3 separate regions of the Mus musculus genome follow, and all the other regions are linked to region 3. Evidence: chromatin contacts called from ENCODE Hi-C or POLR2A ChIA-PET data. All regions are on one chromosome and are shown on one strand. Each heading gives the region's core, a stretch centred on a gene start or an enhancer-like site at or near the end of the contact. The rest is flanking DNA. Distances are from core to core; before and after follow the strand shown.

Region 1 (3,255 bases), core at 555-3,054, 110 kb after region 3:
GGATGAACCAGAGAAAATGTGTCTAGAGACCGTGCATGTGGATAAGCAAGCTGAGGGGACAACCAGAGTAGGAGGTACCCACCTGGGTTCAAGGGACTTCCTGGCCACAATTCCAGGAAGTCATGGCTCAGGTGGGACAAGTATTCAGAAGAGGCCATATTCTAGTTCACATTGAGAGGACGGGTGGACACGTCACTGTGGAGTCTGCCCAAAGGAGAGCGTGAAGAGGGGGCAGGGGGGGTGTTAATGTGTTTTAAAGCCACTTGGCCCAAATGAAATTATATAATTCAGGAAGGAACAAACCACGTCAGTGATGAGAGGTTTGGGTTTTTTTTTTTTTTAAGAAGGTAAAAAAAGAAAGGAAAGGAAAAAAAAGACGGAGTGTCTTGATGAGATGATGAGAGAAGAGACGTAGTGGAAACTGCAGGCTATAAGCAAAGACGCCATCTCAAGGAGGGGTCTGGGGGCGTCCTTTGCCTCCTTGTTGGCCTATAAAAGATAAGCAGGCAGGCAGACCTCACCTCACGCCCAGGCAGCCTTATCGCCACACTCAAGGGACAGAGAGAGGGTGAGTAACTTGGCAGTGCTGGAGAGGGCTGGGTGTTGCTGTGACTTCCAGCTTCTCCACAAGTGTTTTCTCTGCCAGGCTTACTGGGCAGCCAAGTGCGGGCACCAAGCAGGACAAGCAGAGAGAACTACCTGTGGTCTGTGGTCTAGGACCACACACCATTCTGGGGTCTCTGACACTCAAGGGCTGTCCATGATGGAGGGCAGGTGAAGGTGGCCCTCAGTGGGACACCTCAAGCAAAGCCCAGAAGGCACCCTCCAGAAAGGCTCAGAACTCAGGATCAGTTAGCATTCTCAGTCCCCATCACCCAGCCTGAGTGGGTGCAGTCTTTACAATGATTCATGGTGGCTCCTCCATTCCTCTAGTTAGGGTTCCCCTTCACTGTGTGGGACATCCCAGGAGGAGGAGGAGGAGAGGGTGGGCATTTAAAGAGCTCTGATGGACAGCGCTGTGTGGACAAGGAGAAGCTGGAGCGTCAAAGTCAGCTGGGGGGGGGTCTTCCTTGAGCATCTTCTAATAGGACCTGAAATGTCAGGGGTAGGAAGAAAAGGGTCCCCTGCAGGAAGTATCACAGGTGGATGCTATGTGGTAGGTCAGAACACTCCATCAGCAGGGTACCAGTTCCCATACACAGTGGCGGCAGCCTTCCCATGTCATTCAGGGGGACTCTGTGAGGAGAGGCCCATTCTGGAGTCTCAGCAAACTGAGTCTAAAGTCCTGGGTTATTGTAGAGGCTGTGAGGTGTGAGCTCTCTGGGGATGTGGGATGCTAAGTGTCCTCCATTGCCTGCCTGGCTCTCAGTGTCAGGAGATCCCAGACAAAGTGTGAGGAAAGCCTGGGCACTGAGGTTCCAATATGTTCCAACTCCTAGCTACCTCTGAGGTTGGGCAAATTGTTCTCCACCTCTGCTGACCACAAGGCTGCCCATAAATCTGCTTCCCACCAAGGCCTGGGTGTCTACCTCCCAGCTCTTGACACAGATGGACAGACAGACCCAAGGATGTCCCAAGACAGCCACCTGTGCACAGCTCACACCTCTCCCCTGATAATTGTAGCTATGTGCACTAAACATATGCATTTGCACACCTCATAGGCACGGACACGCACCACACACACACGTACATCTGTACAAACAACCTAGGGTCCCTCCTGGCTTTGTGCATACAACGTACTCTGCATCTCTACCCCCAGGCTTCAGGATCCAATCTCCAGGGCATCATCCAGGAAGCCGGAAGCATGGCACCGAGGACCTGGCTTCTGTGCTTGCTGCTGCTAGGCTTAGTCCTCCCAGGAGCTTCCAGCCGAGCCCACCAGCACTCCATGGAGACCCGCAGTGAGTGCCTGGCATATGGAGGACAGCCACTGTCACCTCCCATCCATATGCTTCCCAAATGCCTTGAGTACCCAGCCCCTGAATGGGAGGTTAGCCATCTCCTAAGCCAGTGGTTTCCAACCTTCCTAATACAGAACTTTTAATACAGATCCTTATGTTGTGGTGACCCCCAGCCAGAAAATTATTGTGATGCTGTTTTCATAGTTGTAAGTTTTGCTACTGTTATGGATCATAATGTTAATATCTGAAATGCAGGATGTCTGATATGCGCCCTTCCCCCCAAACAAAAGGGACACAACCCACAGGTTGAGAGCCTCTGGGATCTAAGCAAAAGCTACCTTACCATGCAGTCAGTTGGGAGATTGGTCCTGTTAAGATCTCCCCAGAATGGTCCTGTTTCCTGTCCTCATCATTCCCCTAACCCATCTTTGTGGGGTCCCTTAAGACTTTGGAGGATGACAGTCAGACAGGAAGAGAATACTGATCCTGGCATATGTCTAAATAAATTCCCTAAAGCCACACCACTGCCCAGATATGCCCAGCCAGTGTAATCAGGGTGGGTGCCAACATGGCCTGGTGCCCAGGTTTCCATCAGCTTAGGGGCTCCCGTGTCCCATACGCTGCTCTGACTCTTTCCTTTCCAGCCCCTGACATCAATCCTGCCTGGTACACGGGTCGTGGGATCAGGCCTGTGGGCCGCTTCGGGAGGAGGAGGGCAGCCCTGAGGGATGTCACCGGACCTGGCCTGCGGTGCCGGCTAAGCTGCTTCCCACTGGATGGAAGTGCCAAGTTCTCTCACAGCTCATGAAGACAGTGATGCTGAGCCCAAGCCCACCCTCCCTGTCCCCCCGCAGAGCCTCCTCCACCCTCCCTTTCCGGTTTTCCCTCTGATCTAATAAAAGTGCTGGCTTTGTTTATTGTACACTTGTAACTATGTGGTAACAAACCGGAAGGTGCTTTCTCTCTGGGGAGGGTAACCATGAAAGAAGCTCAGAACCCAGTAACCTCTTTGGAAAGAAGAGGCTCCCACCTGCCCCCAATAGAACAACTGAGATCGCTCATTACCAGGCCCCACAGAGGTTGTCCTGGTCCCTTAAGACCCTGCAGTGGGGGAAGGGAATGTTGATTCAGTGTTCCTATAAATTCCTGTTCCCCAAAACCACATCACTGCCCAGAAATGGGGTGCCCTTTTCTTGGTCACTTGTTCCCACAAGCTTCCACCTACACAAGGTACCCTGAACACATGCTCAGCTTGCATACTGCATAAAGCCAGGGTAACCACACACTACACTATGTAAGATACTTGGTCCCAGAGAAAAGCCACACAACGCCCCTGGCATGGCTCACGTCCTTC
Region 2 (3,577 bases), core at 263-2,762, 68 kb before region 3:
CATGAGCACATATATTCTAGATTCATCTTCATTTATAGATTATGACATTCTGTAGAATCTTCTTACATCTTCTCAGAAAAGCTAACAATTATACCCCCCTGAGTCTCATTAACTCATCCCCATCCCCCCCCCCCTCCACACACACACATAAAATCAGGAAAGTGCTTTTCTTGGGTCAGAATGAACATGCTGGTCAGCCTCTGAGGGAGAACTGAGTTTCTGAGGTGTCATTTCTCACTTTATTGAACCAACCCCTGATACTGCCACAATACTCAGTGTGAGGCCCCTTTCTGTGACCACATCCCTTTTGGAAAGAAGGAATAGATTAGCACAGGACCAGCTTTGATCTTTCTGAGTCACATTAGAAGGGGAGCAAGTTTAGTTCCAGCAAAAAAGGAAGTATGGAAGGAAGGAAGGAAGGAAGGAAGGAAGGAAGGAAGGAAGGAAGGAAGGAAGAAAGAAAGGAAGGAAGGCAGGCAGGCAGGCAAAGAAAAAAGAAAAGAAGAGAGGGAGGGAGGGAAGGAGGGAGGGAGGAAATAAGGGAAGGAGGGAGGGAGGGAGAGAGAAAAAGACTCCACTCTGCTGCCTAACCAGAACAAAATGGCAAGCTTCTCCTTTCTCTCTCACTCGGAGTCAGGAGCACTCAACGCATAGCCCACATTCTACAATGCAACCAAGGATACCTGTGGGTATGGCCCAACATAAAATCATAAGCTTACTTAAAATATTTCAAAACATTTCTTGTATGGCTCTATTACAGGGTTCTTGAGGTTGAACTTTATAGATGAGAGCATCATAGGACCTCGTCAGCTGCCCATGGATGGTGAGGCCATGGGACCCAGAGAAGAGCCTACTATGCTGCCATGTGATTTCTAAACACCTATCTTTATACCCACAGATAAGCATAGCTTTCACCCCTCATCAAAGATGCTTCTTTTTGCAGCAGAAACAATTCATCACAGTGAGAAAATTGGGAGAACAACTGACCATGGAGTGTCCTGCTCTAGTTGATAACATCTAAAACACAGCCTCTGTTCCTAAGGCTCAGGGAATACCATGGAAGATAGGGACAGAAATATTGAAGAGCCAGAGAACCAGGATGGGGCTCTACAGCAGAGAAGCTACAGCCAGGGAAGCAGGGCTGAACGTACAGGAAGCATCAGTCTTCCTCAGGACCCCAGCATCCTTGAGAGGTTGTACAAGGGAAAACTGCTTCACGATGCAGAGAAAAGCAATATGTGGACAACCCTATGTCTGGCTAGCATCTTCTAAGGTCTATTATGTAACTATGCCCACCTTGGGTCATCAGCCTACCCTGTAGACCAGCTTCCAGGGCCATGTCCTTGGAGTATTAAATGCAGGCATAAAAGATGGTGTCTCTAAGCAGGCTTTCTTACCCAAGGGCTTAGTAGTGGCTGGCTTGGTGGCAGCTGGTTTGGCCTGTTGCCTGGGGGCCTCTGGCTTGGTAGCAACTGGCCTTATGGCAGCAGCAAGGGGTCTCGTTGCTGCAGGCTTCGCTGCAGCAGGCTTCGCTGCTAATGCAGGTCTGGCTGTGGCTGTGGCTGTGTTCGTGGCCACAGGTTTGGCTGCCACAGGCTTGTTGGCAGAGGCTGGTTTCACAGCGGCTGATTTAGTAAGGACTGGCTGAGCAGGCATTGGTTGAGCAGCGGCTGGCTGAGCAGGGACTGCTGGCTTAGCAGGGACTGGCTTAGCAGCAGCTGGCTGAGGAGGGGCTGGCTGAGCAGGGACTGCTGGCTTAGCAGGGACTGGCTTAGCAGCAGCTGGCTGAGGAGGGGCTGGCTGAGCAGGGACTGCTGGCTTAGCAGGGACTGGCTTAGCAGCAGCTGGCTGAGGAGGGGCTGGCTTAGCGGGGGCTGGTCTTACAGAAGCTGTCTGGGCAGGGGCTGGCTGAACATGGACTGGCTGAGGAGGCACCAACTTAGCAGAAGCTGGCTTAGCAGGGGCTGGCCTTGCTTGGGCTGGTTTTGCGGGGTCTGGCTTAGCAAGAACTGGCTGAGCAGGGGCTGGCCTCGCTGGGGCTGGCTTAGCAGGTGGCAGGTTTACAATTGCTGTTGGTTTGGTCGTTGTCACTGGCTTCATTGTGGTCACAACTTTGGATGTAAGACTTGAATTAGCAGTATGTGGAGGGTTTCTGTTAAAAACAAATCAAACATTACCTATAGCCATACTTTTGCATGCTATAGAGTCATAACCCTATGATCTACAGGGAACTTGCTGTTTAACAGCATGAAGGTGCTGGTTTCTATAAACCTTCTATAATGTTACATATACTATAGCTCTTACTTTCAGAGTCTGCCTCTAAGAAAATATTGCACAGAATATTAAAATAGAATTATTTGAAATAATTACATTAATTATTCATAAATCTGTTACCCCATTTTCAATGGAAAAGAAAAGGTGCTAAGTAAAAGGGAAAAGAATAAATATTTAACAATGTTTTAATTTAAACAATCAACTGAGTTGTATGCAACAAAATCAGTATTATTTGCTTGCACTATCAAGTATCTACTTATTAGGTGAGGTGGGTGGCTCACACTTGTAATCCTAACACATTGGAAAGATGAGGCAGGAGAATTGCCACGAGTTTGAGACCAGCCTGGGCTACTGAGTAAGGTCTAGGCCAACATGAACTAGTCAGTAAGATCTCAAAAAGACAAAAAGAAAGGATAGAGACAGGGGAAAGGATGTATAATGTAATATAGTCCCCAACTCTGTTCATGCTTGCCACACTTCAATCTAGGCTCTGGGCATATTTGACCCATAAAATGTGGTTTAAAATGACAATGTGCTAGGCCTGGCTTATGTCTCAAGAGAACTTATATTTAGTCCTTTTCTAATGAAAACCCTCCTGATCAACTTGCAAACAAGCCCAGGCTATGCCACTGGAAGATAAGAAATCATGTAGAGCAGAGATGAATCTTCCCACTAAGACCAGGTTAGACCAGCCTGTCTGTAGCTGAGAAATTTATCATCATCAACATAAAGGAGGCTGGGAGACAGACAGACAGACAGACAGACAGACAGACAGACCACCCAGCTAAACCCAGTCAGAAATTTCTAACCCACAGGATTGCAAATTATTCTTGTTTTAAGTTACTAAATTCTGGGTACTTCATTATGTAACAAAGCTAACCAATACAAAAGAATGTTTAAGAACTCACACTATTTTAGGGAATTCATATTTCTATATTTCAATATCTCAATCCATGAAGCTAGGGATTGGCTGGAGAGCCTCTACAGCTACTCTCGTGCTATGATATTTGGTTTGACAATCATAACTACTTACATCTGTTTGTGACCAAACTTCACGCCATTCTTCACTGGTTGGTCCCCTTGGAACCAATCACACTGTTTCCTGAGATCTGGAGGCAGGTAAAATGCATTTTCACCTAGAGAGGGGAAAAAAAAAATCAAACTTCATGTGAATCATATGGAAATTAAAATCAGTTTGATTAGTTAGTTGCATAACTACTTGGATGATTCATTTAAAGGTAACATGTCCTCAATGTGGAAGAGCAGACCAGGCTAGGATGAAACTTTATGTAGATAGTAGGAC
Region 3 (3,207 bases), core at 232-2,731:
GACAGCACTGGAATCTTCTAGCCCAGAATCACCCAGGAAAGAAGTCAAAAAGTCCCAGTAGTGGAAGCTACAGCAATCAGTTGGTCCCATATTGTTTTTGTTAAAAGCAATATGATTTTTATTTTAAAGTCTTTTCCACATTTCAGCTTGCTCTGGGAAGCTGGGAACTGTCCTCAGGTCCCATGAATCCCCTTGAAGCTCTGAGACTCTGGGGTTTTCATCTGGAGTCAGCTCGGGGTAGGGAGAGAAATGACTTCTCTAGGGTGTAGTGTGCCCACTGGTGCTCATACAACTTGTTCTTGAAGTCCACACCAGTCCCTAAGTTTGCCTGGGCTTTTGTGAAATTCATTTTTCTTAGCCTTTCTCCAGTACTCCAATGAACCCTTCCCATTGGCCCCACCCTTGCATTGATCCCATGGTAGCTTGAAATAGATCCCCAAATGGGCTGGCAACCATCCAGGAACTCTCTTCCATCCTCAGTGAGAGAGGGCCTGAACCCCACCCAGCATCCTCATGGCCAGGGAATAGCCCTTGGGCCTCCCAACTTGGCACAGGCCTCTCATCTGGACAACCCACGGCAGCCCAGTCCCGAGCTTTGCCTTATCCACTGGGGAAGTTGCTCTAGTATCACATTGCGCATGCTTTAGGCCTGCAGTTCCCTTAAGCATCCTCAAAGGACAAATCCTACAACAGTGACTTCAGATACCTAAAATGATGAAGCAGCAGCCTTGATGGCCATGGCTAAGCAGCTCCGGCCCAGCCCTGCAACTGGCACCAGTATCTCTCCAAACTCGGAAGACAGCAGTTTGCCTGACCAGCCTCTCTGCACTTAAGAGTATACCCCTACCCATGACCCTTGGAGAACCCAAAGAGATGAGCTCTCTCTGGGGTCCACTCTGCAGGTTGCCCTATGCTCCCATCAGATGCCTCTGCAAACAAAGCAGCTGGTCTGGGGAAGGAGAAGCGACTTTTAACAAGCCAGCTGGAGGAGAGCACCAGTCAGAAGTGCATAGCATGCAGGCAGGGACACACAGGACACTCCCCGCAGCAGCAAACCTAGACACAATCGGACAATCCGTGACCTTCAGCAGGTTAAAGAAACCCTTGTGCCACAAAGGAAAGAAAGAGCAGCAGACTCCTAAAGTATGTCCAGAAAACTGAGTGACGGGGTGATCGTAAGAGCCACTAACTCACTTCTGATTGAAGTGTTTCCCTCATGCCACAGAGGAAACGAATAAGCAAAAACTCACACTTACCCTGAGCGGACCTGAAGACGCGTGTCCCTGGGCTTCTAAACTCAATCACGCTTCACCAGGATGCATAGTGTTCTCTCTTGCTAAGTCTCCTTTTCTTCCTGCAACCCTTCTCCACCAAGGAACAGAGGATCCAGGATCAGAAGACACAGTCTCCTCTTGCAATCCTCGCTGGAAGCTGGAGCCTAGAGAACTGAGCAGCCTTTGGGGAAAGGCTGAACTCCAAACTGGACAGGGTCCAGGGGTACAGTCAGGGCTTCCTCCTGCTCCTCCTCTCGCTCCCGCCTCTCTCTCCCTCCTCCCCTGCCTTCTTCTCCTCCTCCTTCTCCTTCCTTCCTCCAAACCCCTCTTCTCCCCTCCCTGCCATAGGACAGACCCAAACTGTAAATGAAAACCAGACCTGGGGCTCTGTTGCTTCTGGCCTGCTCTGCAAGCTGATGTCACCTATGAAGGCCGTCTTTGCCTTACAAGCATTTAGCTGGACTCCTGCAAACTCCAGCTCTAAGAAGGGGGGTGGGGGGAGGAAATGGACCATGAGCTAGAAGGAATTAGATTTTTCAGTCATTGGTTACTGAGGTAAGACTAAAGTGTGGTAAAGATGAGACCCGAAAGAGTCGGGGAAACAGCTTTAGCCCCATGGTTCTTGACCTTTCTAGGGCTGCGACTCTTTAATGCATGCTGTGCTGACCCCCAACCATAAAATTACTTCATTGCCACTTCATACCTGCAATTTTGCTACTGTCACGAATCATAATGTTATGAATTGGATATTCGACCCCCATCAGGGTCACAACCCACAGACTGACTGCCAGAGGCCATAAAATGTTTAATGCCTGAGCAAGAGGACCTGAGGTCTGTCCCCAAAATACACATTAGAAATTTAAAAAAAGAAAAAGCCAATGTGGTGTCAAACCATCACTGGGAAGGCAGAGAAAGGCAGATCCCTGGGTCTTACTGTCAGTGAATTTAGCTGAATCAGTAAGTACCAAATAAAGACAGAGAGAACCTATCTCAACAAGAAAGAAGGAAGGGAAGGAGGGAGAGAAGGAGAGAGGAAGGGAAAGAAGAACAGAGAAGAGGAGAGGAGAAGCGAGGAGAGGAGAGGAGAGGAGAGGAGAGGAGAGGAGAGGAGAGGAGAGGAGAGGAGAAAGATGGAGGGGCTGAAGAGATGGCTCAGTGGCTGCTCTTGCAGAGGACCTAGGTTCAGTTCCCAGTACCCACATGGGAGCTCACAACCATCTAGGTCCAGGGGATCTGACACCCCCATCAGACCTCCAAGCCCACAAGGCACATACGGTATACAGACATAAATGCAGACAAAGCACTCATACACATAAAGTAAAAAAAATTAAATAGTTTAAATGCACTTCAATAGCTACAAAAAAATTAATGAATTTGCCACTTCTACCCATCACCTTTTAGGCCAGGCCTCTGCAGGAAAAAGAATGAGTTTTGGAATTTCTCCGTGGGTATCCATGGTTTTCAACCACCATCAGAAAGAAAAACAGGAAATGCAATCTCCCCCCCTCCACCCTCACCACACCCTCCCATTTCTTCTTGAAGTTTCTGAACTGAGACCTCGCTTAATAATCTCTCTTTTCAAATATCAAACCCAGCAATTAGCGTCGTCTCCTTGGCTTGCCGCTAACCAGAGTTCTGTTTGCCAGCGCGAAAGGCAAGAGGGCAAGAGTTCTATACATAATGATCCTGATTGTGAGGTCTCCTTCTGGGCGCACACTGGGGTGGGGGCGGTTTTCTGGCTCAGACTCCTACAGAAACTCTCCAGTGGGAACACGGGTTTCTACAGAGCTTTGTACCTTTCAAAGCACTTTAAAGTACATCTCTCAAAAACCTCAAGGACCTCCCCAACCTGAAACCCTTTCATACTGGAAAGAGGGGTACACTTGGGTGCCAGAGAAGAACACGGGTTCCTGCTGTGTCCTTCTCTACTTTA

What was found. Hi-C counts contacts between places; a loop is a spot of excess contacts on that map. ChIA-PET counts read pairs that join two places held with the same protein, here RNA polymerase II (POLR2A).
Region 1: a loop to region 3 is called in a map of left cerebral cortex, with 2.2 times the contacts of the local background. The contact joins the promoter of Prlh here to the promoter of Col6a3 in region 3. A Hi-C loop is called at or near these places in 7 of 37 maps with a recorded cell type or tissue (Patski, T-helper 17 cell, gastrocnemius and 1 more).
Region 2: a loop to region 3 is called in a map of heart, with 2.4 times the contacts of the local background. The contact joins the enhancer-like site here to the promoter of Col6a3 in region 3. A Hi-C loop is called at or near these places in 1 of 37 maps with a recorded cell type or tissue (heart). POLR2A ChIA-PET finds 5 or more read pairs at or near these places in 1 of 5 experiments (Patski).

Annotation. Positions count from the first base shown.
Region 1 is chr1:90,951,304-90,954,558 of GRCm38, forward strand. Prlh (prolactin releasing hormone) reads left to right here and starts at 1,805. Exons shown (of 2, transcript NM_001101647.1): 1 at 1,805-1,901; 2 at 2,546-2,709. The coding sequence starts at 1,805. The coding sequence ends at 2,709.
Region 2 is chr1:90,774,134-90,777,710 of GRCm38, forward strand. Col6a3 (collagen, type VI, alpha 3) reads right to left here. Exons shown (of 44, transcript NM_001243008.1): 39 at 3,308-3,410; 40 at 1,398-2,152. Among named protein-coding and RNA genes, the nearest start is that of Gm41918, 12 kb to the left of the region's middle. Within about 2 kb of position 1,513, at least 1 of the 3 ENCODE cell types and tissues checked has a DNase peak (open chromatin) inside an H3K27ac peak, as active enhancers do.
Region 3 is chr1:90,842,490-90,845,696 of GRCm38, forward strand. Col6a3 (collagen, type VI, alpha 3) reads right to left here and starts at 1,482. Exons shown (of 44, transcript NM_001243008.1): 1 at 1,257-1,482.